2 separate regions of the Mus musculus genome follow, and region 1 is linked to region 2. Evidence: chromatin loops called from intact Hi-C (ENCODE). Cell type or tissue: left cerebral cortex. All regions are shown on one strand. Each heading gives the region's core, and the rest is flanking DNA. Links, peaks and the distances in the headings are about the cores only.

Region 1 (16,011 bases), core at 4,742-12,741, 71 kb before region 2:
GAGAGCCTAACAGTTTATTAATAACAATTAGTGCGAGATGTGCAAAAGTGAACCCTTTCTGTAGGGTTTATAACCACACGACTTTGAGATCCCCAGTTGTAAGCTTCTCCTTCCCCAACAGTGGAGACACACACACACACACAGAGACAGAGACACACACACAGAGAGAGAGAGAGAGATAAAATACAGGGAAATTTTTCCATTTTAATTATTTTAAGCATACTATCCTAAATGTTGTACAATCATTGCAATAATGTAATTTTTTCCATCACTGCAAACAGAATCTCTATAACATGAAGGGCTAATTCTCTAGTCCTCCTGGTAATCTTCAACTTATGCCTCCAGGAATTTACCTGTAATAGATATTTATATAAGAGGACTCATCTCTTTTATTTGCCTCACATCGGTTTTTTTCAAGATTAACCTATTCAATATGTCAACATTTTATTCAATCTTATGGCTAAACAACATTACCTTTTTTAAATATATTTTTATTTGTTTCTGTTTGTTTTCCTTTGTTTAAGATCAGATCTCATGGAGCTCAGGTTGTCCTAGAACTTGCTGGGTAGCCAAGGATGACTAGGAACCTCGGATGTTCCTACTGGGATTGCAAGCATGCATCCCCATGTTACCAATATTTGCTTATCCATTCATCTGTTGATGGACTCCTAGGTGGCTTTGGTCTGTTGACTATTGTGAACAATGTGATGAACATTTGTGCACAGGTATTTTATTTTGGACAGCTTTGTCTTCTCCTCATCCTTGCAAATGCTTTATTTTTAGATTTTAAAGCCACCCTAGTATTCTGAAATACCATCTTATGATCATAGTTTGCATTTCCCTAAAGAGTAGCAATGTTGAGCATCTTTTCAGATACTCACTGAACATTTACATCTTCTCTGAAGAAATGTCTGTGTAAGGCCTTTGGCCATTTTTTTTCAATTTTAGGATGTGTGTGTGGTGTATACTTGCATATTTGTGTATTTGAGTGTGGGCATGCATCACACCATGTGTGTAGAGGTAAGAGAACAACCTTGGGTGTTGGTCCTCATCTTCCACCTTGTTTGAGATATGATCTGCAGATGCAGAGATCGTGCACATGCATATAACTGATTTTATCTAGCACTTTCAAAACCTAGTAAGATATGCTGCATATTAACTCCTTTCTCCAAAAGAACAAGATTCATCTCATAATTTAATGAGTTTTCTCTTTACGTTTCATGATGGCCAAGTCCCAAAGATGAACCATAATAATAAAATAATAAGTATTTTTACTACTATGCCATATCAGTTTCAAGATGAGTACTTAAGTGTAGGCTGGAGATGGAAATTTTGGAATCAGTGAATCAGTGGTAGTTTTGATAATAAAGACAATGGCAATAATTTAGGTAGAGTGTAGGCTGAGAAAGACTGGATAGACTCCTATAGAGCAGCTCCCCCCCCCCTCGGCTCTCTGCACTGCCTCGAACTTCTGGCTTCTAGTGATCCTTCACCCTCAACTTCCCAATTTATATCTACAGATGCATGCTACTATGCCTGGCTGGTACCCCACATTTAGGAACAGTCAGTGAGGGACTGGAGAGATGGCTCAGCAGCTAAGAGTATTGGCTTCTCTTTTAGAGGACTGGGGTGCGAGTCCCAGAACCCACAGAGTGATCCATAATATCTATAACTCCACTCCCAGAGGACCTCCCAGAGGACACTCTGGCCTCTGTAGGTCCAAGGTATGTACATGGTACACAGGCACACATACAGACAAAACACTCAGAAACACAAAATAAAATAAACTATTTTTTTAAGAAGAACAGTCTGAGAAAAAGGTATTGGAAAGAAATGCCAAGAAATTTGGGGTGGGGTCAGGAGAGAAACATAGTGACAGAAGGCCACAGAAGGACAAAATTTCAGAAAGAAAGATATCAAATACAGCTGAGCCAAGGACTGAGAATCTGCTACCAGAAAATCCAGACTATATAAGACTTCCTCAAAAGTGACTTAACTTACCAGCTGCAAAGGGAGCCAGAGTTCCTATAATTATCTTTTCAAGAGTTGTTGAAGAGCTAGTGAGATGGCTCAGTGGGTAAGAGCACTGACTGCTCTTCTGAAGGTCCTGAGTTCAAATCCCAGCAACTACATGGTGGCTCATAACCACCTGTAATGAGATCTGACATCCTCTTCTGGCATGTCTAAAGACAGCTACAGTGTACTTATTTATAGTAATAAATACATCTTTAAAGAAAAAAAATCATTAAATTCCACTAATTTCTTTTTTGTTGTTGTTTTTTGTTTGTTTGTTTGTTTTTCGAGACAGGGTTTCTTTGTGTAGCTCTGGCTATCCTGGAACTCACTCTGTAGACCAGGCTGGCCTCAAACTCAGAAATCTGCCTGCCTTTGCCTCCCAAGTGCTGGGATTAAAGGCATATGCCACCATGCTCAGCTTCCATTAATTTCTTAACAGGAGGCAAAACAAGAGCACAAGTATAGCAAATTACTATTGATTAAGCACCAATCACAAGACAAAGCAAATCTGAGAATATAAATTATACAGCTATTACTTTAATTTTTTCTGAGACAGATTTACATGTAGCCCAGGCTTACTCAAACTCAAAACATAGTCAGGACTGAACTATGAACTCTTGATCTTCTGTCTCTACCTCCCAAATATTGAGATTATAGGCAGGTGTATACGCACACACACAACCAAACTCAACAACAAAAAGATGCATTTCAAATGGTCAAAGCTGGGGATGTGACTCAGTAGCTAAAGCATGGGGACCTGGGTTCAGATCCCAAACATGGCCACACAGAGTAAGATGTGTGCGTCTATAATCCAGAGCTCCTACCGTGAGAAACAGAAAAAGCTCTAACAACTTGAGGGCCAGCTGATGTGGTATACACAGTAGTGAACAACAAAAGACAACAAGCAGATGCAATAAAGTTATCAGATGGCTTTACTTTTATTATTAATTTCATCAAGTTTTACTTAAATTTAGTTGCTTTTTTTACATTTGTCACACCAGTAGACTCATGTACCCTTAAGAACAAAGGCCACATCTTTTTCTCTTTGCTGTCTCCAGTGCAAACAAGTGTGTTAGTAGACAGTGATCCAAGTGTTTATAGAATGAATAAGTGAATGGCTATATATTTCAGGGGACAGCATATTGGAAACCAAGCTGATATGATCAGCAGAGTGAACACTGGTGCTGGACTGCCAAGGGACCTTTTCTTTTTTTTTTTTAATTAGGTATTTTCCTCATTTACATTTCCAATGCTATCCCAAAAGTCCCCCATACCCTCCCTCCCACTCCCCTACTCACCCACTCCCACTTTTTGGCCCTGGAGTTTCCCTGTACTGGGGCATATAAAGTTTGCAAGTCCAATGGGCCTCTCTTTCCAGTGATGGCTGACTAGGCCATCTTTTGATACATATGCAGCTAGAGTCAAGAGCTCCGGGGTATTGGTTAGTTCATAATGTTGTTCCACCTATAGGGTTGCAGATCCCTTTAGCTCCTTGGGTATTTTCTCTAGCTCCTCCATTGGGGGCCCTGTAATCCATCCAATAGCTGATTGTGAGCATCCACTTAAGTGTTTGCTAGGCCCTGGCGTAGTCTCACAAGAGACAGCTATATCAGGGTCCTTTCAGCAAAATCTTGCTAGTGTATGCAGTGGTGTCAGCGTTTGGAGGCTGATTATGGGATGGATCCCTGGATATGGCAGTCTCTAGATGGTCCATCCTTTGTCTTAGCTCCAAACTTTGTCTCTGTAATTCCTTCCATGGGTGTTTTGTTCCCAATTCTAAGAAGGGGCAAAGTGTCCACACTTTGGTCTTCGTTCTTCTTGAGTTTCATGTGTTTTGCAAATTCTATCTTATATCTTGGGTATCCTAAGTTTCTGGGCTAATATCCACTTATCAGTGAGTACATATCATTTGAGTTCTTTTGTGATTGGGTTACCTCACTCAGGATAATGCCCTCCAGGTCCAACCATTTGCCTAGGAATTTCATAAATTCATTCTTTTTAATAGCTGAGTAGTATTCCATTGTGTAAATGTACCACATTTTTTGTATCCATTCCTCTGTTGAGGGGCATCTGGGTTCTTTCCAGCTTCTGGCTATTATAAATAAGGCTGCTATGAACATAGTGGAGCATGTTTCTTACTAGTTGGAACATCTTCTGGATAAATGCCCAGGAGAGGTATTACAGGATCCTCCAGTAGTACCATGTCCAATTTTCTGAGGAACCACCAGACTGATTTCCAGAGTGGTTGTACAAGCTTGCAATCCCACCAACAATTGAGGAGTGTTCCTCTTTCTCCACATCCTCGCCAGCATCTGCTGTCACCTGAATTTTTTATCTTAACCATTCTGACTGGTGTGAGATGGAATCTCAGGGTTGTTTTGATTTGCATTTCCCTGATGATTAAGGATGCTGAACATTTTTTCAGGTGTTTCTCAGCCATTCAGTATTCCTCAGGTGAGAATTCTTTGTTTAGCTCTGAGCCACATTTTTTAATGGGGTTATTTGATTTTCTGGAGTCCACCTTCTTGAGTTCTTTATATATATTGGATATTAGTCCTCTATCCGATTTAGGATAGGTAAAGATCCTTTCCCAATCTGTTGGTGGCCTTTTTGTCTTATTGATGGTGTCTTTTGCCTTACAAAAGCTTTGCAGTTTCATGAGGTCCCATTTGTCAATTCTTGATCTTACAGCACAAGCCATTGCTGTTCTATTCAGGAATTTTTCCCCTGTACCCATATCTTCAAGGCTTTTCCCTACTTTCTCTTCTATAAGTTTCAGTGTCTCTGTTTTTATGTGGAGCGCCTTGATCCACTTAGATTTGACCTTAGTACAAGGAGATAGGAATGGATCAATTCGCATTCTTCTACATGATAACCACCAGCTGTGCCAGCACCATTTGTTGAAAATGCTGTCTTTTTTTTCCACTGGATGGTTTTAGCTCCTTTGTCGAAGATCAAGTGACCATAGGTGTGTGGGTTCATTTCTGGGTCTTCAGTTCTATTCCATTGGTCTACTTGTCTGTCGCTATACCAGTACCATGCCGTTTTTATCACAATTGCTCTGTAGTAAAGCTTTAGATCAGACATGGTGATTCCACCAGAGGTTCTTTTATCCTTGAGAAGAGTTTTTGCTATCCTAGGTTTTTTGTTATTCCAGATGAATCTGCAGATTGCTCTTTCTAATTCGTTGAAGAATTGAGTTGGAATTTTGATGGGGATTGCATTGAATCTGTAGATTGCTTTTGGCAAGATAGCCATTTTTACAATGTTGATCCTGCCAATCCATGAGCATGGGAGATCTTTCCATCTTCTGAGATCTTCTTTAATTTCTTACTTCAGAGACTTGAAGTTCTTACCATACAGATCTTTTACTTCCTTAGTTAGAGTCACACCAAGGTATTTTATATTATTTCTGACTATTGAGAAGGATGTTGTTTTCCTAATTTCTTTCTCAGCCTGTTCATTCTTTGTGTAGAGAAAGGCCATTAACTTGTTTGAGTTAATTTTATATCCAGCTACTTCACCGAAGCTGTTTATCAGGTTTAGGAGTTCTTTGGTGGAATTTTTAGGGTCACTTATATATACTATCATATCATCTGCAAAAAGTGATATTTTGACTTCTTCCTTTCCAGTTTGTATCCCCTTGATTTCCTTTTGTTGTCGAATTGCTCTGGCTAGGACTTCAAGTACAATGTTGAATAGGTAGGGAGAAAGTGGGCAGCCTTGTCTAGTCCCTGATTTTAGTGGGATTGCTTCCAGCTTCTCACCATTTACTTTGATGTTGGCTACTGTTTTGCTGTAGATTGCTTTTATCATGTTTAGGTATGGGCCTTGAATTCCTGATCTTTCCAAGACTTTTATCATGAATGGGTGTTGGATTTTGTCAAATGCTTTCTCCGCATCTAACGAGATAATTATGTGGTTTTTGTCTTTGAGTTTGTTTATATAATGGATTACATTGATGGATTTCCGTATATTAAACCTTTCCTGCATCCCTGAAATAAAACCTACTTGGTCAGGATGGATGATTGTTTTAATGTGTTCTTGGATTCGGATAGTGAGAATTTTATTGAGTATTTTTTCATCGATATTCATAAGGGAAATTGGTCTGAAGTTCTCTATCTTTGTTGGATCTTTCTGTGGTTTAGGTATCAGAGTAATTGTGGCTTCATAGAATGAGTTGGGTAGAGTACCTTCTACTTCTATCTTGTGAAAAAGTTTGTGCAGAACTGGAATTAGATCTTCTTTGAAGGTCTGATAGAACTCTGCACTAAACCCATCTGGTCCTGGGCTTTTTTTGGTTGGGAGACTATTAATGACTGCTTCTATTTCTTTAGGGGATATGAGACTGTTTAGATCGTTAACTTGATCCTGGTTTAACTTTGGTACCTGGTATCTGTCTAGAAATTTGTCCATTTCATCCAGGTTTTCCAGTTTTGTTGAGTATAGCCTTTTGTAGAAGGATCTGATGGTGTTTTGGATTTCTTCAGGATTTGTTGTTATGTCTCCCTTTTCATTTCTGATTTTGTTAATTAGGATGCTGTCCCTGTGCTCTCTGGTGAGTCTGGATAAGGGTTTATCTATCTTGTTGATTTTCTCAAAGAACCAGCTCATCATTTGGTTGATTCTTTGAATAATTCTTCTTGTTTCCACTTGGTTGATTTCGCCCCTGAGTTTGATTATTTCCTGCCGTCTACTCCTCTTGGGTGAATTTGCTTCCTTTTTTTCTAGAGCTTTTAGGTGTGTTGTCAAGCTGCTAGTGTGTGCTCTTTCTAGTTTCTCTTTGGAGGCACTCAGAGCTATGGGACCTTTTCTTTTTATTCTTCCTCATGTCACAGTTATAAATTTGTAGCAACAGCTCATCTTTCTCCTGCAATGACATTTGTAGGATGGATGCATGACCTAATCAAGACAATGAGATGTAACAGGGAGTCCATTAGTCTCTGGACTGTATAGTGCTTTAAATGTCTCAACTTGAGTTATGGCAGTCATCTGCTAGTACCTAACACCAAAGTCAGAATTCTGAGGAAGGCAAGTAGAAAGACAGACAAAAGATCTTGATTCTTATCAACATAGATAAGGGGTCATTAACCAACCCTGGAGTTGTCCTAGCCAAGGACTTATGATCAACCCTATTGTTTACACCTCTTAAGAGTTAAATGTTTTGTTTCTTCCAGATGAAAGGCTTCTGAGGAGGTTCATGAATGGATTATATGTGTGTATGAGAGAGGGTGCAGCTGTGTTGTTTCTTTTTCCTTCATTAAAAGCCTGTGAAGGTCAGGCATGGTAATACATGTCTTTAGTCCCAGCACTCAGGAGGCAGAGGCAGATGTATCTCTGTAAGTTTGACTCAGCCTAGTCTACATAGCAAGATCCAGGCCAGTCAGGGCTATGCAATGAGACCCTCTATCAAAAACAAACAAACAAACAAACAAACAAACAAACAAACTACCTACCTACCTACCTACCTAAGCAAGAAGCCTATGGAAGATGTGAAGACAAGAAGGCATCGTTTTGCTTATGGAAAAGCCCTGCATGGAGCCCTCTGCCTTCTGAAAGAACAAAAGTGGCAACTGAACAGCCAGGGCATGTGCATCAGATAATTATGTGTGCAAAGCAAATTATTTCAATATGTAAATTGCAATTATTTTTTCTTTTTCAAATTTTTTTATTATTATTATTATTATTATTATTATTATTATTATTATTATCATTATCATTATTTAGAACATTCTTCCTATGTAGATCTGGCTGCCCTGGAACTTGCTATTTAGACCAGATTGACCTCACACTCACAGAGATCCACCTGCCTCTGCTTTCTGGGTGCTGTGATTAAAACTATGTACCACCATACTCAGCTTACATACTAACTTTAATGGTCTCAGATCTGGACAACAGATATAGTATGTCAAGTGAAGCCAGGAAGACAGAAAGTAGGATGGCTGATATGAAAATATCTTATTTTAGCCAGGCAGTGCTAACACATGCCTTTAATCCCAGCACTTGGGAGGGAGAGGCAGGCAGATTTTCTGAGTTCGAGGCCAGCCTGGTCTACAGAGTGAGTTCCAGGACAGCCAGGGCTATACAGAGAAACCCTGTCTCAAAAAACCAAAAAAGAAAAGAAATTATCTTATTTTGACTGCCTTTTTCAGCCTGAAGTGAGAGCTCTCTATGGTGTGAACTCTCTATGGCGTTCCCTGGTGTTTCACACTCCTGGCCCTTTCTGGGCTCTCTGAGCCAACCGACCTGCTTCTTCTTATTTTCCCCTTTAGTAAGCACTTTCCACACTCTATTTAGCCAGTTACATCTGCTTAGTCTTTGTTTCTCAAGGTAAAATAGTATGGCTCTTGGGTAGAGATGTCAGAGCCTGAGTGTGCAATTGAATTATTTGAACATATTTTTGGAATACTTTCACAAATGAAATGAGGTGGAAATTCTTTTAATTCATCATCTTTGAGCTGCAACTTTGTTCAGATTTCTCTCCAAGATGTTCTTGTTCATTACCTCATTGGATACTTTGAGCTATGATCTTTATAAGGGTTTTGAGGTCTTATTTATTTATTTAACTTATTTATTTTTGAGATAGGGTTTCACTATCTAGCCCTAGCTGGCCCAAACTCACCATATATAAACCAGGGTGGTCTTTAAATCAAGACGATCTGTGAAGACCTGCACCACTATGCTAGCCTGACTTTTGTTGTTTATGTTCATTTGTGTCGTTCAGATGTATAAAGGCTTTTTACCGGCTGCAATTCCACTGCTGGTATTTCAGTGCAGCAGGGCTGTGCTTGCTCTCTTGTCCAACAACGCTGTGCTCTTTCTATAAACAGCAGTGAAAGCAGTTGTTCTCTTCCACTCCGAGAGCCATTATCTCTGAGTAGCAGGTGGAGTGACTCATCCTCCTGGATGTCTTTCTTATTTTATTTTATTTGCTGGAGAGGATGCAGGAAGAGGAGCTCCAGCGATGTGTCAGGCTTTACACACTCTGGCCCTCATATAATGAGGAGCAAGCTCTTTCCCTGCTTGCAATGGCAAAACCTGGAAGCAACAGCCCACTTCTCAGGCTTGAAAAATCACATTATTCATAGCAGGTCCATGAGTCACATGAACAGAACAAAATGGAATGATCAAAAATAGATTCTGTAGATCAATCTGTAGCAAAAATAACTTCGTAGCTATGAGTTAGCTATAATTACAGGAAAGACCATTCCATTTAAGTTCTATCACCCTCTCCTTCAGGTTGGCTAGATAATCTTGTTTTTAAACCTTTTTATTTTATGTGTGTATGTGTATGTGTTGCCTGTATGTGTGTCTGTGTGCCATTTGCATGCCTCGTTCCTGGAGAGGCCAGAAGAGGGCATCAGATCCCCTGGAACTAGAGTTACAGACAGTTGTGAGCTTCCATATGGATGCTGGGAATTGAGCCCAGGTCCTTTGGAAGAGCAGTCGGTGCTCTTAACTGCTGAGCCCAGCTCTCCAACACCGACTAAATAATTCTTATTCTTCTCTCACGGTACATAGTTACAGGACACTTTTCAGTACAATATATTTGAAAAATAGGAATTTGGGGTTTTTTTGGTTCCTTTGTTTGTTTTTTTCTCATTGGGCTTTTGTTTGTTCATTTTGATGCTAGGGGTTGGACCCAGGGTCTCATGCATGCTAAGCACTGACAAAAGGCTTTAGTATTAGGTACTCTGGGTTTTTTTTTGGGGGTGGTGGTATGGTTCTTTGTTTTTTTGGGTTTTTTGTTTGTTTGTTTGTTTTGGTTTTTAGTTTTTTTCTAGACAGGGTTTCTCTGTATAGCCCTGGCCATCCTGGAACTCACTTTGTAGACCAGGCTGGCCTCTAACTCAAAAATCCGCCTGCCTCTGCCTCCCGAGTGCTGGGATTAAAGGCGTGCGCCGCCACCACCGCCCAGCTAGTATTGTTCTTTTGAAATGAGACACCTTAAATACACTTTCTATATTAATTGCACTCTTTTAATTGGCCTCCTTGAGTTATTGAACATCTTTTATTTTTATGTCATTTATTGAACCACTAGTATTTGTAGTAATGATTATAATAATCTGGAGGATGGGTTAGAAAGGAATTTGATGGAATTTGAATTTGAATTCCTGCCAGAGCTATTATTTGTTTCAAATATGAGCAATATGATTTTGGTCTTTTTACCTGGATATTTTTTCTATTGATTTCTTGCCTTTATGAGAGCAATAAAACTTTTTTAGGGAGTAGTAAACATGAAAAGGCAGTTCCATCTTGGCAACTATGACTAAGTTTTAGATATGCACATGATATCACATGCATAACATGCAAGAAACTGTATGAGGGCTTTGAGAATTTAAAAACGACAATTTCACCTCTTATAGTAACAAAGCAATGCAAAGTATTTATATACCATGAGGACATTGTTACATATAAGGACCTATGTAGTTTTACTAAAAAAAAGTCCAGAGAAAGCCCATTTCAAGAGTTCATACATTAGTTCCTGATGCCTCTCGCCTCCCTGATTAGCTGTCATCAATGGGTTGATGTTTTAAACTCAGAGTTACATATGAATGTTCACAAGAGCTGTATTTTTTTTGAGCTGTATTATCTATAGTTATTATGCTCATAAACAGTCACATCCAAAGGCAGAAAAACAGATTTTCTGTAACTGTACTTTTTCATTAAGAAATAAAGTTTTTCTTTTCCTCAAAAACTTCTATATCAATGCTTTCATCTCTGACTGCTTCAGACTGTGTCATGTGCCTGGAAAAAAGTAAGTGTGTTGCCTGGCAGTGGTGGACAGCGTTTAATCCCAGCATTTAGGGGGCAGAGACAGGCAGATCTCTGAGTTCGAGGTCAGCCTGGTCTACAGAGTGAGTTCCAGGAGACCCAGGGCTACACAGAGAAACCCTGCCTTGAAAAACAAAAACAAACAAACAAACAAACAAAAAAGTAAGTGTGTTTTGTTTATTCTGAGGTGGGCAATTAGTAGTGTCTACAACAAAGTCACTGACATGGAGCACATGCCTTCAATTCTAGCACTTGGTAGGCTGAGGCAGGGGAGCATAAGTTTCAGGCTTAGCCAGGCATGGGGAAACATGCCTTAATTCTAGCACCGGGAAAGCAAAGTTTTGTGGATGAGTTCAAGGCCAGCCTGGACTACATAGCGAAAGACTTTGTCTTTAGAAAAAAAAGAAAAGAAAAGAAAAGAAAAGAAAAGAAAAGAAAAGAAAAGGAAAGGAAAGGAAAGGAAAGGAAAGAAAAGAAAAGGAAAGGAAAGAAAAGAAAAGGTCTTAGTGAAGGTAAGTTATACTTTTATTACAATTTCTTTATAAGATTCCTGGACATACTTACAGATCTCCAATTACTTTAAATTAATCAAAGAAGCTGCCCTAGGTAATTCTGAATTTCACGCTAAGCTCATTCCCTTCTGTTGCTGCTAGGTTTTAGTTATGAACTCTGTTCTGGACATCCTTTCCACAAACAGGAAATAGTATCAATGTACACTAACACAGTTTTGGCCTATATTCTCTTTCTAACAAAATGTTAAAAACCCTTCCTCCAGGGGCTGGTGAGATGGCTCAGCAGGTAAGAGCACCCAACTGCTCTTCAGAAGGTCCTGAGTTCAAATCCCAGCAATCACATGGTGGCTCACAACCAACCGTAACGAGATCTTACTCCCTCTTCTGGTGTGTCTGAAGACAGCTACAGTGTACTTACATATAATAAATAAATAAATCTTAAAAAAAAAAACCTTCCGCCAATGTTAAAAATCCTCTTCATTCTTTTAAGACAGTAAAATAATTAATTCTCATTTACTTTATTTATTCAGCAAATATCTGTTGCATGATTACTGTGTATCAAACATTTTTCAAAAGTTAGGGTACCAATACATGAATTCTGTTCCTATGGAGATTAAAGTCAGGGAAAACCAAGAATAGCAGTGACCGTTAAGTGAGGAGGGGAAGGACAGGTGGAGACGCTTACTTGTAGTTTGGTGGGAAGGGAAGCAGAAGGGAAGGCATCTCAATGGTTCTTCAGTGGACTGAATGTGTCTGTCCAAAATCCTAATGTGGAAATCCTGATTCCCACTTTAGTACCAGGTGTATGAACCAGGGAGCTTATTAGGCCAGAGGGGTGGAGTCACCAAGAAAGGGATTAGTGTCTTTATAAAAGCCTGGGGTGTATAGTAAACCCCTGTCTTAAAAGTCCCAAATGTGTGTGTATGTGTGTTTAAAGATACAAAATACAGACCTCTAATTCCTTCTTATCCAAAGAAATTTTTCCATTTGTTGAACCCATACTACCTTTTAGATTATTAAGATCGCTATGGCTAGCCAGGCCATGGTGGTGCATGCCTTCAATCCCAGCACTCTGGAGGCAGAGGCAGGCAAATCTCTGTGAGTTCTATGTCAGTCTGGTCTACAGAGTGAGTACCAGGATAGCCAGGGATACATGGAGGCACCCTGTCTTGGAAAAACTAAAAAAGAAAAAAGAAAAAAAAGAAAAAAGAAAGAAAGAAGAGAAGAGAAGAGAAGAGAAGAGAAGAGAAGAGAAAAGATTTCTGAAGGTGGGCTGAGGATACTCTTGATTCTATGTTATGTTTAGTACTCTGTCCTTGGGTTAGGGGGATCACTGAAGGCAAAACATATGAGTTACGTGTACTTGATGAACATGAAAGAGGCTTCAGAGGAGAATGAAGCCATGCATGCATCAGTGTAAAACCAAAGCTTAGTTGCATGCACCTGAGTCCTACTTCTTTTGCAGCTAGAGGAAGAATTGCTTGAATTTTGGTTCAGCCAGGACAACACAGTGAGATCCAGGTAGACAGAGCAGAGGGAAAAAGGGAGAGAAGGGACAAAAGAGGAGGCATCAAACTTGATAAGGCATGAAACACTTGAGGTCCGAATTGTGTTATACTAGCCCTCTCTTCCTAATAGCCCAGCTGTTTGGTGACTACAGAAACAAAGCAGCAGGAAGGAATTGATTCATAAAGTTCTGGAGGAAGTACAAAGTAGTTTGAATCCTCAGATGTCACTCTAAAGGCTATTTCAGGAAACAATGAAAACCTTGTACCCAGTAGAGAAAAAAGCCACTCTTACTTTTGTTTGCAAAAGCACTTGAGAAAAAGTTTTTTGTTACTGCTCTTTGTGTGCTAGGATTCTAGGTATACTATTGGTGGGTGTCCTATCTGACCTGATAAGCTACTTGTACAATCAAGACAACAACTTCAATGACTTCTTCATCTTCTCCCTCTTCCTCTTCTCCCCCTTTTTCCTCCTTCTCTTCCTCTTCTGCTTCTTCCTCCTCCTTCCCCTCTTTCTGAGACAATGTCTTCTGCTGAAATTCAGGCCTGTCTGAGATTAACTATGGAACCCAAGCTAGAACTCCTGCTAGGATTATAGGCATGAACTACTAGCCTTGGCTAGTTTTGCTTCTGAGTCAAGATCTTGCTTTGTAGTTAGTCTAGCCTGGTCAGAAACCCTCCATCATCCAGTACCAGCTGCTACTGTGGTTTTAAAACTCAAATATTTATTCATGTTATGACCCAGCTTCTCCTTTTCCTTTTTAGATATACATTCAAAAATTCCACCACTTGTTTGAGAGGAACGTCAGGGAATTTTTTTTTTTGTAATTCTTTATTATTGATTGATTGACTTAGTGTTAGGATTAAACCCAAGACTTTATTATGCAAAGGAAGCACTGTACCCCTGAGCTATTCCTAGCCCCAGAGAGAACATTTTGATAGAGAAGGTTCTGAGATATAGTTGTGTCATTGGTAGGTCAAACTAGACGACACTTTCAGAACTTGTTTCTTCTCCTAATTTATTCATCAGTGAGTCGTCCTGCATTTGATAAGGCACTTGTTTGACCTTGTCAATAACATGTAAAGTATTTTGTGTATAAGATACTTACATAGACTTTTGATGTTTTTACTTATACATTTTTATTTTATGTTTTCAAAGTATTTTTGACAACATCTTATGTAGCTCAGGCTGTCCTCAAACTCACCTATGTAGTTACGTATGATCTTAAACTCCTGTCTCTACTCCCCATTACTGGGTTACAGATGTGAGTTTGGATGTCTTTAAAAGTTTTTTTTTTAAAGATAGATTTATTTATTTATTTATTTATTTATTATATCTAAGTACACTGTAGCTGTCTTCAGTCACACCAGAAGAGGGTGTCAGATCTTATTAAGGATGGTTGTGAGCCACCATGTGGTTTCTGGGATTTGAACTCATAACCTTTGGAAAAGCAGTCAGTGCTCTTACCCGCTGAGCCATCTCTCCAGCCCTAAAAGGGTTTTAATATGTCTGAACAGAGATATCTTTTTAAGATATTGTCCCATGAAATGTTGAAGAATGGCAAAAAATTGTGCAGATGCCAAATTCTCTAATTCAATGGCACCTAACTTTTTTTTATTTTTCATATTCTATGAATAGACTTTATTTAGAACTCTTTTCCCTTCAGTGATGCAAGGTTTCATGCAGCCTAACTTTGATATGTAGCTCAGGCTGGCCTTAAATTTAGGATCCTCTAACCTGTATCTCTCAAGTGCTACGATTATGGGCATGCACCACCATGTCTGGCTCTAGAAGTTTCTTAGGTGTCCTAAAGAGTAGATTTTCTCTCTCTCTCTCTCTCTCTCTCTCTCTCTCTCTCTCTCTCTCTCTCTCTCTCTCTCTGCAGGACCTCACTCTGTATCTTAGGCTAAGCTGGAACTAACTCTATAGCCCAGGTTTGCCAAGCCCTGACAGCAATCCTCCGCCTTAGCTTCCTGGGGGTTGGGATTACAGATGTGAAGCACTAGATAGAAAATTACTAGATTTACAAAGGCCATTATAGAAGTTCCCATATACCACTCCAGACTCCTCTATTAACAGCTTACTTTAATAGGACTGATATGTTATAATAAATCAATCAGTACAAAATACTGTTATTAACTAAAATTCATGCTATACTCAAATTATTTTGTTTTTGTCTGATACTCTCTTTTTAGGGATCCCATTCAGATGAAAAGTTACATTTAATTATGTTATGTAACTGTCCACATTATGCTTAGTTCATGTTTTCTTATGGCATTCACCTTTATCTTATTGGATCTCAAATCTGGTTGACAATTGGAAATGCTTCAGATGGCAAATTTAAGGAAGCCCCACTCAAGCACATCCAGAAGTGCTGCTTTAAGGAGAAAGGATGATCTTTTAAATACTCCTTCTGCAGATTTGTGATTTTGTTGAGGCAGCCCTCTGGAATGTTGTGTGACCTTTTCCAAAGCTGCACCGCTAAGTGGGCAGTCATTTCATATCTGTAATATGTGGAGTTTGGCTTATATGATATCTAAACTCATTTCTAGCATGTAGACGATGGTTATCGTCTGATGTTATGGGCACCTAAAACAACGGCCACTCAACAGAAGATCACGCCAACAGACACTAGGGAATTTGATGGCTTAACGTAAGGAGGTAGCAGAGGTTCAAATAAAACCTTGACTCCATGACATGACTACGTGGATTTTGCAAGTCATTTCCTTCTGTTGGACTCCAATTTCCTCACCCACAAAATGGAGAGGACTTGTTTCTGGTAGTTATGAAACTCCACGGAGTAACGGTGGGAAATCTTATATACACGAAGATGCCGAGCAAGGAATTACGTTTTAGAAGGCTAGGGTAAACGGGTGAAGGGCTAAAGTGAGGAAGGAGAAGCGACGTTAAGGGTTTAGCACCTACAATACACCTTTGAGCGACCCAACCCCACCCACGCATTGCTGCGGTCATTCCACCTTGGTTCCGGCTCCGCCTCCGTCCCACCTTCTTTTCCCTCCTCCTTCCTCCAATCGCCTTGCGTCGCGCCACACTTCCTATGGCTGCCAGAACCCCACACCTTCCTCCGCGCGAGAGTCGCGCGCGCGCTCTCGCGTCGCCACCTCAGTTAGCAGCTGCCTGCCCTCCGCTTTTTCTGATTGGCTCGATTTGTCACTGACGTAAGCGCCCCCTTTTTTTTCTC
Region 2 (16,011 bases), core at 2,728-10,727:
AAAGGTGAGCTAACAGGTTGTGGGCATGCCTGTAATGTAACCAGTTGGGTAGCTGAGGCAGGAAGATCAGCCTGGACTATAGAGCAAAACCAGCTCAAAAATAAATAAATAGATAGATAGATAGATAGATAGATAGATAGATAAAAAAAAGCAAAAGCAGACTTTCCCCAGGGAGAGAGGAACACCTTTTAAATATAAACTCTGGAAATTCATTGAGTATTTGTTTGTTTGTTTTTAATTACAAAAGTATTACTTATCAAAGCTGAAGAGATGGCTCAGGGGTTAAGAGCACTATCTGTTCTTCCTGAGTTCAATTCCCAGCAACCACATGGTGGCTCACAACCATCTGCAGTGGGATCCAATGACTTCTTCTGGTATGTCTGAAGACAGCTACAGTGTACCCACATACATAAAATAAATGAATCAATCTTTTAAAAATGTATTACTTATGTGTATGGATTTTTCCCTGCATATATATCTGGCACCACGTGTGTGCCTGGTGCTCAGGGAGACTGGAAGAGGTCAGCAGATTCTCCAGAACTTGAGTGGCACATGATTGTGAGCTGCCGTGTAGGTGTTAGAATTGACATGGATCCTCTGAAAGAGCAGCCAGGGCTCCTATCTCAGCTACCTCTCCAACCCTACTTCTTTTTTCTTGGTTTTTTTTTAAGATTTAATAATTTTTATTTTATATGTATGGGAGCTTTGCCTGCATGCTTGTCTGTGTACCATATGGTGCCTGAGGAGGCCAGAAAAGGGTGTTGGATGCCTGGAACTGGAGTTACAGATGGTTGAGCTATCACGTGGGTGCTGGAAACTGAACCCAGATTCTCTGGAAGAGCAACAAGTACTTTGTTTGTTTGTTTGGTTGGTTGGTTTGGTTTGGGGGTTGTTTTTTTTGTTTGTTTGGTTGGTTGGTTGGTTGGGGTTTTTTTTTTGGTGGGGGGGTTCTAGACAGGGTTTCTCTGTGTAGCCTTGGCTGTCCTGGAACTAACTCACTTTGTAGACCAGGCTGGCCTCGAACTCAGAAATCTGCCTGCCTCTGCCTCCCACTGCCTGGCACAACAAGTGCTCTTAACTGCTGTGCCGTCTCTCCATGCCCCACATCCATTTCCTTTTTTAAAGTTTTACTCTGGGATAGACAAGCTGTAGTCAAGAGGAGAAAGGAGACAGAAAAAGCTCTGCCGCCTGAGTTAAGCTGACAGGGAGGTCAGCCACATGACAGACACAGCAGGTAGAGGGGCTTAGGAGAATCCTAAAGCAAGCAAGAAAGCACACTCTAGCTCTGGCCAGATAGAAAGGAGAGAAACCTTGCACCTTTCTGAGTGAAGGTGAGCAGCCCCAACTGAGCCCCAGGGCAGTTCACACATGGGAACTGCCCTCTTTCCTTTCCTTTAGATTTTTGTGTTTCTGTGTTTGTTTAAGACAAGATCCTACTGTGAAACCCAGGCTAGCTTCAAGCTCCTCCTGCCTTTCAAGTGCCGAGGGTACAGGTATGCACAGCCCCAGCCAGACACTGTTGGTTCATTTTTATTTTACTTTAAAAACCTATTGCACCAGGTGTGATGGCTTGTGCCTTTAATCTCAGCACTCAGGATGTAGAGGCAGGGGGATTTCTGTGAGTTTGAGATCAGTCTGGCCAACATAAAGAATTCCATTTTTATGTTTATGTTACTGTGAAATCCTGCTGTCTTTGAGAGAGAGAGAGAGAGAGAGAGAGAGAGAGAGAGAGAGAGAGAGAGAGAGAATTCTAGGTGGAAGATTGGGAGCTATTTCTGAGCAGGTAAGAGCACTGGTTGCTCTTCTAAAAAACCAGAGTGCAGTTCCCAGCATCCACACTGTTGGGTAACTCCAGCTCCAGGGGAATTTCACACCTTCCAGCCTTCTTAGGCACCCTCACACATGTGGCAAACACTTATACAGACAGAGACAGAGACACAGACACATACACACAGACACACACACACAGACTAAACATATTGTAAATATATATGCATAGAGTGTGTAGTATGTGTGAGTGTGTGTGTGAGTGTGTGTGTGTGTGTGTGTGTGTGTGTACAGGAGTGCACATGCCATCACAGGTATGTGGAGGTCAAAGACAACTTTTTGGAATCACTCCTCTCCTTCTATCCTGTAAGTCCTGGGTAGGTCTCAGGCTTGGTGGCTTGGTACCTTTTCCTGCTTAGCCATCTCACTGTCCCCCTGGTTTATTTTATTGTTTGTTTGAGGCAGTTTCTCCATGTAGCCCTGGCTATCCTAGAACTTGCCTTGTAGACCAGGCTAGCCTTGAACTTCGAGATCCTCCTGCCTCTGCCTCTGAGTACTGGGATGGTATACAGGTATTCCTGAGTCCCAGCGGTTTGCTTTTAATCTTATTGGGTAGAAAGTGTAAATAGTGTGGGCTGACATGAGATCACACTGGGATTCTCAGCTCAAGTCTGGGCTCTGAGATAGCCTTGGTTTATTTTGTTAAACCAACTAAAACTTATTGTAATGAAAAAGCCAACAAGTAACTTTTCTAACCTGGTACCTGGAACTCTAGGCACAGAAGAAAGCATTCACTATTTGAGATGTGTGTGGTGGATGGAGAGCTCATAAACTGTATGTAGTTTAGGGAATAGTGGACAGGCTTATCGAGTCTAAATTCAAGTATGCTACTTATATTTTTCTATAGAATACAGTATTCTTCCAGCGGGTATGTTTGTCTCAACCAAAAAGTCCTGTGAGTGTTTCATTGCTGTGAAGAGACAACATGACCATGGCAACACTTATAAAGGAAGATATTTAATTGGTGCTGGCTTACAGTCTCACAGATTTAGTCCATTATTGTCATGGTGAGAAGCATGGCAGTGTGCAGGCAGACATGGTGCTGGAGAAGGAGCTGAGAGTTCTACTCAAGATCCATAGGCAGCAGAAAGGGACTGTCTTCCTCACTGGGTGGAGCTGAAGCATAAGAGACCTCAAGCCCTCCCCCAACAACGACACACAGTCTCCAACAAGGCCACACCTCATAATCATGCCACTTCTTATTGGCCAAGCATTCAAACACATGAGTCTGTGTGGGTCATACCTATTCAAACTGCCTTAGGTTCCCTAGTTTCTATCGATATGCAGAATTTTTTTTCAAGAATACACAAAATTTACCCCATGGCCTAAGGCACAGAGACTTAAGCTCCTCAAGATGCAATTTGAACAAAAATCAAAACACCTGTACCATGGGCTGGTGAGATGGCTCAGTGGTTAAGAGCACCTGACTGCTCTTCCGAAGGTCCGGAGTTCAAATCCCAGCAACCACATGGTGGCTCACAACCATCCGTAACAAGATCTGACTCCCTCTTCTGGAGTGTCTGAAGACAGCTACAGTGTACTTACATATAATAAATAAATAAATCTTAAAAAAAAAAACAAAAAAAAACAAAAAAAAAAAACACTTGTACCAAAGTTTTGTTCTTTCTTTCTTTCTTCCTTCCTTCCTTCCTTCCTTCCTTCCTTTCTTTCTTTCTTTCTTTCTTTCTTTCTTTCTTCCTTTCTTAATTATGTATATGATGTTCTTATTGCATGTATGCCTACCCCCCAGAAAAGGACACCAGATCTCATTACAGATGTTTGTGAACCATCGTGTGGTTGCTGAAAATTGAACTCAGAATCTTTGAAAGAGCAGTCAGTGTTCTTAACCACTGAGCCATCTCTCCAGCCCCCAAAGTTTTGTTGTTTGTCCTTTTTGTCTAAGTAAGAAAAGCACTACCACACCTGGCTTCATAATAATGAAGTTGATGAAAGTGAGAGACAGAAATTGATCCGGCAATTTTACAGTAGATGACCCCAAATATAAACAATTCTTCCTTAACTGAAAGCTGGAAATGCCCTTGGTTCCTTGCTGAAGACCAGAAATACCAGAAATGTTTAATAGCCAAAATGTCTGGCTCTTCTCTGACTGGAGGTCAGGCATGTCAGAAGCCCTGGCTTATCCTTATCTCTCTTCCCCTCAGTGAGCATCACTTCCTGGATGTGAGTGACACTGGACCTGAGAGCCCCGTGAGTGGACAGTGGTAATGATCAGTTTATCCTCCCCCACCCCCATGCTTCCATCTCATAAGCCTAGTTAACACCAAGTGGGGACCCTGGTGGTACCTCGCTCTCGGGGACCCATTCCTGTTCTTGTGCACAGGAATGCTGCCTTCTTGCCCTCAAACTCCTACCTATGAATTATCCTAAAAATCCACCTTCCCGTGGTCCATGAATTTCATTCTTCAAATTCATAAGGCAAGAACCTAGAGGTCACCGATTCAGTGGAAGTTTTAGGTGGCAGTGTTCGTGGCACCCTAACTCCTGAGTTAAAGCCCACCTGATGTGAGGAAATCTCCATCAAACTCGAAGACAAACTACCTCCTCCCATATCAAAATGACTTCAAGGCCTTCGGTATTTCAGGATTTTGGATCAGCACTGTCTTAGGGTTTCATTGCTGTGAAGAGACACATGACCAAGGCAACTCTGATGAAGGCAACATTTAATTGAGGCTGGTTCACAGTTCAGAGGTTTAGTTCATTATCATCATGGTGGGAAGCATGGCAGCATCCAGGCAGAGATGGTGCTGGAGAAGGAGTTGAGAGTTCTTGATCCACAAGCAGCAGAAGACTGGGTCACACTGGCCAGATTTGAGCAAAAATGAGACCTCAAAGCCTTCTTCCATGGTGACACAGTTCCTCCAATGAGGCCATACCTATTCCAATGAGGCCACACCTCCTAACCACTCCCTATGGGCCAAGCATTCAGACACTTGAGTCTATGGGGTCCAAACCTACTCAAACCATCACAAGCATCACGTGAACGCTCGGGGGATGAGAGTATTGACAGCTTGACAGGATCTAGACCCACCTCTAAGCAATCCTCTGTGAGCACAATTAGGCCAGTTGAGGTGGGAAGACTCACCCTAACTATGGGTCATTCCTTGGTCTAGGGTCCTGGTCTAACTAAAAAAACAAAAGCAAATTAAATGCCAGCATTGTCTCTACTTCCTGGCTGCAGATGTAGACCCCAGTTGCTGCTGGCTCCTGTTGCTGTTGCCACGCCTTCCCCACCATGACAGATTCAAATTGTGAGCTCAAAACAAGCCCTTCCCTCTTTAAGTTACTTTCCTTGGGCATTTTGTCACAGCAATGAGAAAAGTAACAAACAAATAACATGCTTTTATTTTCTGGGCCCCATTCCTCAGTGAATAGTAAGACAATAACCTCTTGATGGAAAGCCACCTAGGAGGGATTCAGCCAGGTTTTCTGGAACAGAATGAGTGTAACAGTTTCATGTGTCAATCTAACAGCTACAGCTCACATCACCCCCCCTCCCTCCCACCTGCCACCAGCTAGTTAACCAATCATGAATCTGGGGTATAAAGATACTTTGTAGATGTTTGTAACTTACACAGTCACTTGAGTTTACCTAAAGCAGTGGCTCTCAATCTTCCTAATGCCTTGACCCATTGTTAATACAGTTCTTCATGTGGTGACCCCCCAACTAAAAAATTACTTTGTTCCTATTTCATAACTGTAATTTTGCTACTGTTATGAATCGTAATGTAAATATCTGATATGTGACCAAAGGGGTCGTGACCCCAAGATTGAGAACTGCTGTAAAGGAAAGTATTCTTGAATAACGCTAATGGACCTCGCAGAATCTGTGGCTCTCAATTGAAAACTAAGGTTTCCCTGAGGGAGAAGACAATAGACTGACTTGCAGCCTCAGCTCCTGCCTGAGATTTCTGTCTGCCAGCCTGCCCTCTAGATCATAGACTGACCTGCATCCCTCTACTCCTCCTCCTTAGCAAGCCAGTTCCTTGAAATAAGTCTCCTTATGTGGAAAAGCATCTCCGCCATTCCTATTTCTCTGGAGAGCCCTGCCTGACTCATGCAGGGAGGAGGTAGCTACTTGCCATGAACTCCTCAGCTAAGTTTTTTTCGAGATACCAGATTTGGGGATGGAGGGGAGCCCGACAGCCAGAGGAGGGCAGGTGTTGAGTCTTAGAAGAGACAGTAGCACCCCACACTTGGAAATGTGGGCGCAAGTTCTTTCTGAAGTGCACCATCTGGACCATCGGATGTGTGAGGAGCCACTTCTAGAAGCTCACATCTAGTCCATTTCTGTCATGCTGAGTCTCATCTGCACTCTGTCTAGAGATGAAGGGGTTTTTTTCTACCTTCCTACACTTCCAAGCAATGTCCGTGAGCCTTAACTTCAGGGAGATCAGCTGCCCTGAGAAGACAAGGTTCCTTCCCGCTTTGCCTCAAGCTCCAGCAAGCTTTCTGTTTGTCTGTCTGCTTCAGGGCTGTCTTGCTGCTCCAAGTAATCCTAGACAGGACAGGTCTCTCTCGCTCTCTCTCTCTGTTTCTGTCTCTCTCTCCTCTCTCTCCATAATTGGTGTTTCACTTCTTGTGTCTCTCCTGATCCAGGTTCTGATCTTCCTGTTCAAGGAGGTTGGCTCAGTCTGAAAGTGTTGCACATGATCTGTCCTGTGGGTGCTTTGTTTTCTTCTTCAGTGTGGTTGATATCGAATTGGATTTCTCTCCATCTTGGGAGTTTAAGGGCACACTTGACTTTTCTAGTCAATTCCCTTCTGGCTCCTCTGGTCATAATTTCTGTCTCTGCCACCTGATTCCAGGTTCTTTTTTCCAAGGGGAACTGTCTGAGCTTTCCTCCTCCTCCTCCTCCTCCTCTTTCTCCTCCTCCTCTTTCTCCTCCTCCTCCTCTTTCTCCTCCTTCCTTTTTCCTTCCCCTTCTCCTTCTCCTCTTCCTCCTCCATCCTTTTCCTTTTAAAAATGCATTTCTTAGCTAGGCGTGGTGGTGCGCGCCTTTAATCCCAGCACTCGGAAGGCAGATGCAGGCAGGTTTCTGAGTTCGAGGCCAGCCTGGTCTACAAAGTGAGTTCCAGGACAGCCAGGGTTATACAGAGAAACCCTGTCTCAAAAAAAAAATCAATCAATCAATCAATCAATCAATCAATAAAATGCATTTCTTTTTATTTTATGTGTTTGAGTTTTTGCCTGACTGCCCCCCCTGTGTGTGTGTGTGTGTGTGTGTGTGTGAGAGAGAGAGAGAGAGAGAGAGAGAGAGAGAGAGAGAGAGAGATGTGCCTGCTTGGTGTCCACAAAGTCCTGAAGAAACCATGGGATTCCTTGGAACTAGAGCTAGAGACAGCTGTTAGCCACCATGTGGGTGCTGAGAATGAAACCTGGTTGCTCTTAAAGGCTGAGCCATCTCTACAGCTTCTTCTGAGGATGGAATTCAGGGTTTCATGCTGATAAGCAAGTGTTCCTTCACTGGGCCAGTTCCCAGTGTGGGTCTTTCATCTTTGGCCAGCTTTCCTCTTGACTTAACCAGATACTCCCCCATGCCCTAGAATTATGTAGGAAAATTCTGAGTCCCATTGTCTTAGTTAGGGCTTTACAGCTGTGAACAGACACCATGACAGGCAACTCTTTTTTTTTTTTTTTTTTTTTTTTTGGTTTTTTGAGACAGGGTTTCTCTGTATAGCTCTGCCTGTCCTGGAACTCACTTTGTAGACCAGGCTGGCCTCGAACTCAGAAATCTGCCTGCCTCTGCCTCCTGAGTGCTGGAATTAAAGGCATGTGCCACCACGCCCAGCCAAGGCAACTCTTATAAGGACATTTAATTGGGGCTGGCTTACAGGTTCAGAGGTTCAGTCCATTATCATCAAGGCAGGGACATGGCAGCATCCGTGCAGACATGGTGCAGGAGGAGCTGAGAGTTCTACATCTTCATCTGGAAGCTGCTAGCTGAATATTCACTTCCAAGAAGCTAAAATGTGTTACCCACAGTGACACACCTACTCCAACAGGGCCAACCTCCTAATAATGCCACTCCCTGGGCCAAGCACATTCAAACCATGACACTCATATTGTCTGTAATTTTTGTTTGGTTTTATTTTGAGACAGGGTCTTTCTATATCGCCTGGGTTGTTCCAAAACTCACTAATTAGACCATGTTGTTCAAACTCACAGAAATCTGCCTGCTTCTGCCTCCCGAATGCTGGGACTAAAAGCATGTGCTACATGCTTAGCTCCGCATGTAATAGTTTTAACTTTGATTTTTGTTTTTCCCATTGAGTTTTATTTGACTTCATCTTCTAGGAACAGGGTCTTCAACACAAGATAACAGAACAGCTTAATCTGAATCCTGAAGGTTTCCTTTCCAGGTGGCTTGCTGCTGGGGGGAAGAAGGCAAACCAGGAGGCTGGACCTGTCCAGGATGACAGGCACGTCTGGGCTTTGATCTGCTTTCACTGCAAGAATGTACGAGGGCTGAAATGGGAGCCGTATGTTTCTGGCTCACAGCAGAAAATATTTTGTTTCAGTGGTTGAAAATCTCTGCCTACACCCAGGAGCGCTGCTAACACACACTGCCTGATACGCACTGACTGTTTCCCTTCGGTTCTGGCAAGAGTGAGCCTTGGTCTCACGCTGTTGAGTACTTCTGCATGGCGCTCCTGTGCTCTAGGCTGTGATGTGGCTCAGTTGGTAGAGAACTGACCTAGCAAGCACAAAGCCCTCACTTTCATTCATGGAAATCAAACTTGGAGGCAAAGACCTGAATCTGAGAACTCAGAAGGCTATGTCAGGAGGATCAGAAGTTCAAAGTCATTGTTGGTTAGGTAGCAAGTTCCAGGCCATCCTGGGTTACATGACATGCCATTTTAAAGGGAGGAAGGAGGGAGGGAGGTTTCAGCATCGCCTGTGTTCGCACACAGTATAGATCTGTAGAAGGATGAAGCATCTCCATGGCAACCAGGCCACACAGAGCAAACTGCTGTCCCCAAGTCCTGCTGAGCCATGACGCACCATGAAGGACGCAGATGAGGTTCCATTCAGAGCCAAGCATGTGCCCTCCAGCCCAGCAGAGCTGAGAGGATGAGAATGGGTGGGAGGAAGGAAGGAACGGGATGGATCCAGTACAGAGTTCACGTAAGGTCAACCTTGTCCGTGCCTGATGCTTCTCTCTGCCCAAGTGTCTCCTCCTTTGGCCCTAAAAGTCTCTTTACCTTCCTCTTGCTGCCCACAGGCCACAGAATCCATCCGTGGTTACTGGACCTCTCCATTTCTGTGTGTCCAGGGTCCAGAGCAAGGCACAGAGAAGAGCTTGCTGCTGTGTGTGTTTGAGGAGAGAACAAATGAAGGAGGGGTGTCTTGAGCCATCATGAAGATGCACTGTTAGCTCAGCAGGAAACTTCTTTGGAAAAGCATGAGGCTCCTTTCCTACCTGGGGATGGTGGGTGGCAGAAGAGCCGGCAGCTGCTCTAGACCAGACTCCCCTGTCCTCCTTCTGACTTGCCAGTCCCCTGCAGGAGACTCTGAACATCCCCTAGCCTGTCAGTCTCCTTTCCTCCCCCACGTGTGGGAGTACACTGTCCAGCTCTAGGGAAGGTTTTGAGGATTAACATGAGGACAGCTATAGGACCTGGGGGTAAAGGACTCAGTGTTCTAGTGAGGGTTTTCTTTGTTTGTTTGTTGTTGTTTTTAATAGGGACTTACTATGTAGCCATAGATGGCCCTTGGAACTCACAATCCTCCTGCCTCTGCCTCCTAAGTACTCAGACTGCAGGTGAGTGCCACCACATCCAGCTTAGTGAGGGCATCGGATCCCTGGGAACTTGGAGTTAATTGGTTGTGAGGCTCCTGATGTAGATGCTGGAAACCAAACCTGTGTCCTCTACAAGAGCAGAAAGCACTCTCCACCTGTGAGCATCTCCCTCGCCTCTCAGCCTGAGTGGGCATATCCAGGATATTTGCAGTCCACTCTGGTGTTTGGATGTTCCAGATTTAGCAAGAGCAATAAGAGATTTTTTTTTCAAGTCATGGATACTGTTAGTGAGAAGTTAGAAACATGGGGCTAAAGACATGGCTCAGTGGTTAAGAGCACTGACTGTTTTTCCGAAGGTCCTGAGTTCAAATCCCAACAACCACATGGTGGCTCACAACTATCCTTAAGGAGACCTGACACCCTCTTCTGGTGTGTCTGAAGACAGCTACAGTGTACTTACATATAATAATAAGGACTGGAGCAAGCAGAGGTCCTGAGTTCAATTTCCAGCAATCATATGATGACTCAAAACCATCTGCACAGCTACAGTGTACACATATACATTAAATAAATAAATAAATAAGACAGAGAGAGAACTTAGAAACAAGTGCAAACCCCCAAGCAAAGGCGGCCAGCAGAGGATTCTCCGGTGAGGAGTCCCTGCAAGCAAGCATTGTGTGGCTCCTGGCTGCCAGAGAGCAGAGTGTGGACAGCTTGGAGTGCTTTGGGTCTAAGGTATGCTGAATCCAGTGCCAGCCATCTTGGCAGCTCTGAGGGTGGCTGTTTGAAGCAGGAGGGGACCAGGGCCACTCAGCAAGGTCCCTGTCATCAGAAGTCTTAAGCCTTGGCTGGCTCCTCTGTGGTGGCAACTACCTTGTCAAAACCCTCTGGAGCTCTGGAGCTCTCTCAATAAAATCCTTACTACTGTTCAAATAGTGCCTAGTAAACACGTCTGGTAGTGCCAGGGAGGTGGCTTAGTAGGCAAGGGCACCTGCTGCCAAGACTATTGGTGTGAGTTCAATCCCTGGAATCCACGGTGGAAGAACAGAACCAATCCTCTCAGGCTGGCCTCTGCCTCTGCGAAGGCACCCAGGCATGAACTTGGCCAGACCTGTCTCTGCCCATCTCAAATAAATAAGTGGGTACAAACAAATAAACAAGTGAAAAAGAGAGAAGCTGTAAAAAACAAAAAGGCAGTGGTGGCACATGCCTTTAATCCTAGCATTTGAAGGCAGAGGATTTCTGAGTTCGAGGCTAGCCTCAAAAAACCAAAAGCAACAACAACAACAAAAAACTACTAGAACTGTTAAGAGGATGAGGCAAGAAAACTGAAATAAACCTAAAAGCAAACAAGTTTTGTTTGGTTTAATTTTTTAGTAGAATAGACATAGATTTATTAAGAAAAGTGAGAAAGTACTCTTGAGAGTGGACTCCAAGGCAGTTTGCTTGTTTGTTTTTTGTTTTGTTGGTTTTTTTTTTTTGGGGGGGGGGTGTTTGTTTGGTTAGTTGGGTTTTTTGAGACAGGGTTTCTCTATGTAGCCCTGGCTGTCCTGGAACTCACTGTAAACCAGGCTGACCTCGAACTCAGAAATCTTCCTGCCTCTGCCTCTCAATTGCTGGGATCAAAGGCGTGCGCCACCGCTGCCCAGCTGCTTGTTTGTTTTTAAGAAATGTTATGTTGAAGCACAGCAGCCCCCTGTGATTGGAAGCTCTCTGAAAAGGCCACACACGTGTTGAAGATTCCTAAGACTGCAGATGCTAATTCCAGCTTGTGAAGAACTGGAGACTGAGAGCCAAGTGATCTTCGATGCTTAGACCTGTTAATGGCCAGCCACTTCCTGTCCATGTCTATATCTGATCTGACATCCTTTTTGACTATTAGGTAAAAACCTTTGGAATGTATTAGTTTAGCAGACTATCACCTTCCACCAACGCAATAATTAAGAGTGTCGTCAGATAGCATGTAAAAACCTAAAACAGGGCTGTACATGGTGACAGATGCCTGTCATCCCAGCACGTGGGAGGTAGAGGCTGAGGATCAGGACTTAGTTCAAGGTCATCCTTGGCTATGTCACAGAGTTTGAGGCCAGTGTGGTCTCATGAGACCCTGTCTCAAAAAACAAACGAATGGATAGCAGAGCTTTCTCTGCTCTGCTGCAGCCCACCTACTGCTGCCCCCACCAATGCATTTGATAAACGAGTTGATTTATGGCTGTCATTTCAGCTGACTATTAATGTTCACAGAAACATTTCCATGGTGTAATATGGCATTCAAGGCAACCTGAATCTGTGTTTCTTGAGCTATAATTCACATTTTGGATCAGAGTAAACTCATTTCCCTTTGGGGTAAGATTTCTATTTTGCATCAACACCCCTGTTTTCTGCGGCGTTGCTTTGTTCCGACAACTCCAGTATGTGCTGAAACTGCCTATAATACCCGACCTTAACAATATTGTTTTCTATGCAGATCTGTGACAAGCTTAAATCAGGCACAGTAAGTGATTGGAAAAATGACTAATAAAAAGAGAATAATTATCACCATATTGCACAAAACATATTTAAAGTATGAATTTTAGATTTCTATTTGGCATGTGTGCATGTACATGTCCATTGGAGACAGAGTCTCATGTAGCCCAGGCTGGTCCCAAACAAGCTGAAGATACCCTAAAACTTTTAGTCCTCCTTATCTCTTTCTCCCAAATGCTCTCCAATTGTGAGCTGTACCACCACTTCTGTTTTTATGAAGTGCTGGGGATAGAACACAGAACTGGGCAAGCACCTACCAGCTGACTACAACCCCCGAACTTTTTTTTTTTTTTTGAGATGGGTTCTGAGGACATCGTGAATAATTTATTTCTGGATCTTCCCGTTTGGCATTTTCAGACTTTGGCTGACCCAGGGCTGGGGTGGAGGGGACCCACTGCATGAGAATCAGCTGCAGACTGCTTCCTACCTTTCATCAGCTTGTCCTCCCTCATCTTCTGGAACCTTGGCACCCTACATCTGGGCAGCGACATGGTGCCTGAGGCTAAGTGTGCAGGGTGACTCTGCTAACGTGTGCGGTTCCTCAACAAAATGTGTCCTCCTTGACCACGAAGTTTAATGTGGGCTTATGTGATAGCTAAAGCCTAAGAATGCAAAATCAGAAATTGCTAGCCAGCCGGGCGTGGTGGCGCACGCCTTTAATCCCAGCACTCGGGAGGCAGAGGCAGGCAGATTTCTGAGTTCAAGGCCAGCCTGGTCTACAAAGTGAGTTCCAGGACAGCCAGGGCTACACAGAGAAACCCTGTCTCAAAAAAACAAAAAAACAAAAAAAAGGAAAAAAAAAGAAATTGCTAGCCACCCTTATGGTGTGGGCCGGAACTGTCAAGTGTCACTTCCACCATACTTTCTTAATTAAAGTGAAGTGAAGGGTGAGCCCACATAACTGGAGGTACCACATGAGGTTGTGGGTACCAGCAGATGTGGTCTCGTGGGGTAATCTTCCAGTGCTAGCTACTTCTTTAGGGAAGGCTGCCTACACACTGAAGTTGTAGCTATGAGATGTAGTCATGGAGTTTAGAAATGGTAGGAAAATCCTGAGTGGTCCTATTTTCTGATCTTGCTACTTTTAGCAAAGTTCTACAAGAGAGAAAAAGATGGGGAAATCAAGCGGGAACTATTTTTCCTGCTGTTCACCTTGCTGAGGGGAGGAGCCCTGCTGTAACCTATAATCTGATGTCTGAGAGGCCTGGTGCTGTTCACCTTGCTGAGGGAGGAACGCTGTTGTAACCTATAATCTGATGACTGAGAGGCCTGGAATTTTGAGTTTTGCAAAGTTGAAAGAGCCGTGGCTTTGGCATTGAACCAGGTCTAAGCAGTAATATCTGAGTGGCAGTATTAGCAGGAGTTAGGACTGCTGACTTCTTTAAAAGAGCTGAGAGCGAGCCTGAGGCCAACGGAGGAGCCAAGGGCAGAGCTTTCCCACTGAGGCCTGGGGTTCCAGATGGCCTGAGGAAATCCCTTGATACACTCAGGGAGTGGAAGGCAGCTATGTTTACCCACTATACCACCAATGCATGCTACATTAGGGGGGTGGCTAACTAGTGAGCGGTCAGAGTCTGGCCTGGAGAGATGGCTCAGCAATTGGGAGCACTGGCTGCTCTTCCAGAGGATCCAGGCTCAGTTCCCAGCACCCAGTTACAATCTTCTGTAACTCTAGTCCCAGTAGATCTGATGCCCTCTTCTGAGAGACCTCCTTAACTGCCAGGCACATATGAGGTATAAATATGTATATAATGACAAAATATTAATATGCATACAATAAAAAATATCAAAAAGTCCTGAGGGCAAGACCAAGGGGAACCCAGTGCCTCCACTCATCTGCCATGAGGTGGCATGGGTGTAATGCCCCCTTGCCACCTGCAGCTCAGTGGACCTGGCCAAGGGGAAGGAGCACAGGTGAGCCATCCCCAAGGGTGTGAGAAGAGGGGAACTGTGCCAACCCCTCTCTGGCTGTAGCACAGCTGGGAGTGAGAGTTGATGGGAGAATGCCTTCTCTGAGGATTTTAGGGTCACAGCTCTTTTAGATGATACTCAACAAAACAGCTCTCTTAGAAGATCTTCAGTGAAACAGCTGGTGCGCACACACTTTTATTCCGGGTAGACAAGGACTGTCTAAGAACCCTGGAGGGTGGGAAGGAATTTTCAGAGTGAATGTAAAATCATTGGCTGGAACTTAATGTACAGTGAATGCCTCATTGTACGGAGAAGCATTCCAGGAATCCCAGGTACTTGCTGGGCGGAAAGAGGAAGTTGAATTTAAAGGTTTGCCAAGGGCTACGACTGGACCTTCCTCAGGTAGAAGAGCGGGATTGAGCTCCCTAGAGAAGGGGAAGCCCTGCTGGGAAAGGGTAGTTTTTCATTTTGCACTGAGCTCAGAGGCACTCCCAGACGTGGTAGAATTTGACCTTAACTATCAGGGTTTCCCACTACAGCTGGCTCTGGAGGCGTGGCTTCAGGTGAGCTGGCCAGAGGGCTTGAAAGCAGAAATACTGAGCCTGCCTCCTACTGATGGCAGCATCGGGCAGCCTAGTTGGAGCAGTGCTGGAGAGCTTGCCTTGGTGGTGCTCAGATAAAGGAGAGCCAGAGGGCTGACCAGCTCAGCTACCTACCACGCAGGCGCAGATCCAGGGCTTTGCATTGGCTCATCCCAACGTCTATGTCACCTGTGAACTGTTGGGGCTTGTGAAAGGACCAGTCCTGCTGATCCAAATGATCTCCATGACATGTGGCAACAGCAGGATAACTGAGCCAAGTCCCCGTGAGGATTCAATATTGATGGTGTCACAGAAGCCAGAGACGTCAAACCAGACCAATGACTCATTGCAATGAACATTTGCAAGTGAAGATGTGTGGACAGAGGGACATACTGTGGTACATCCTGTAACATACAGCAGCTTCCATGACGGGATGCTTTCTCTCTTTCATTTTTTTTTTTAAAGCTAAATGGTCTTTACCTCAGTTCCTGCCCTGACTTGCCTCAGTGACTGAATCATTACCTGGAAATGTAAGATGAAATAAACCCTTTTCTTTCCAAGTTGCTTTTGGTTAGTGTTTTGTCATAGCCACAGAAAGCAAACTAGAACAAAAAGATACCCAGACTGGGGGCTGGGGAAGCAGCTGTATCTTGCTCTCTGGGACCTCCTCCATGGTAAAGGGATCTTTCCTAGCCATCATGACCAGTCATGCTGCTTGCTTGAGACAGCAGACGAGATGTTTTCTATGCTTTGTTTATTTTTGTTTATGTGGGTTTTTATCTTGTGGGGGAGTTGCAGCAGGGGGGGTGGATACAGGGGATGGGAAATGAGTGGGACTGGGGTGCACTCACAAAAATCAGTAAAAAGTTTAAAAAATCATTTAGTGAATAATCTTTAAAAATATATTTAAAAGAGTCGTTTATTTGTTTAATATGTATGTGTGCCTGGTCTAGTGCAAGAGTAGCAAGTACATTCAACTACTGAGCCATCTCTTCAGTACCGCCATCTCTTCAGTACCTAAATAAATACGTCTTTAAAAATTCACTGTGTCAACTTGGCTGGCCTGGAAGTCAAAGAAATTCATCTACCTGCCTCTGTCTCCTGAGTTCTAGGATTAAAGTCCACTACACCAGGTGGGAAATTTTTAATTATATTTATTTATATATCTATCCATTTATTTATTTATTTATTTATTTATTTATTTATTTATTGTGTGTGTGTGTACATGCACACATATGTGTCATGGTAAGTTTGTGTTGATCAGAGGACAGCTATGGGAATTGGATCTTCCATTGTGTGGATCTCAGGTTTCTAGACTTGACAACAATCACCTTTATTCTCTTACGTATCTTGCTGGCCTCTTCATGTCCTACACAAGACCACCTTATTCAAGGCCCAGCTCGA

Evidence for each region. A loop is a pair of places that touch in the nucleus more often than their neighbours do. Peaks named below come from ENCODE experiments on the same cell type or tissue, not always from the same donor. Only the 100,000 strongest peaks of a DNase experiment are listed, where the experiment ranks them.
Region 1: a loop joins it to region 2, with 5 times the contacts of the local background. A loop is called at or near these places in 1 of 42 quality-filtered maps.

What each region holds. Positions count from the first base shown.
Region 1 is chr7:100,591,533-100,607,543 of GRCm38, forward strand. It overlaps a transcript of Mrpl48 not described here. Among named protein-coding and RNA genes, the nearest start is that of Rab6a, 8.0 kb to the right of the region's middle. In left cerebral cortex, for the core only: a CTCF peak has its summit at 9,322 (motif pointing right); DNase peaks (open chromatin) are centred at 8,310, 8,957 and 9,334; H3K27ac peaks cover 1,551 bases.
Region 2 is chr7:100,664,840-100,680,850 of GRCm38, forward strand. Gm35082 (a long non-coding RNA gene) reads left to right here and starts at 10,168. Exons shown (of 3, transcript XR_378374.4): 1 at 10,168-10,324; 2 at 11,258-11,471; 3 at 12,473-13,303. In left cerebral cortex, for the core only: no CTCF peak of the experiment used is centred there; DNase peaks (open chromatin) are centred at 6,001 and 8,421; H3K27ac peaks cover 1,143 bases.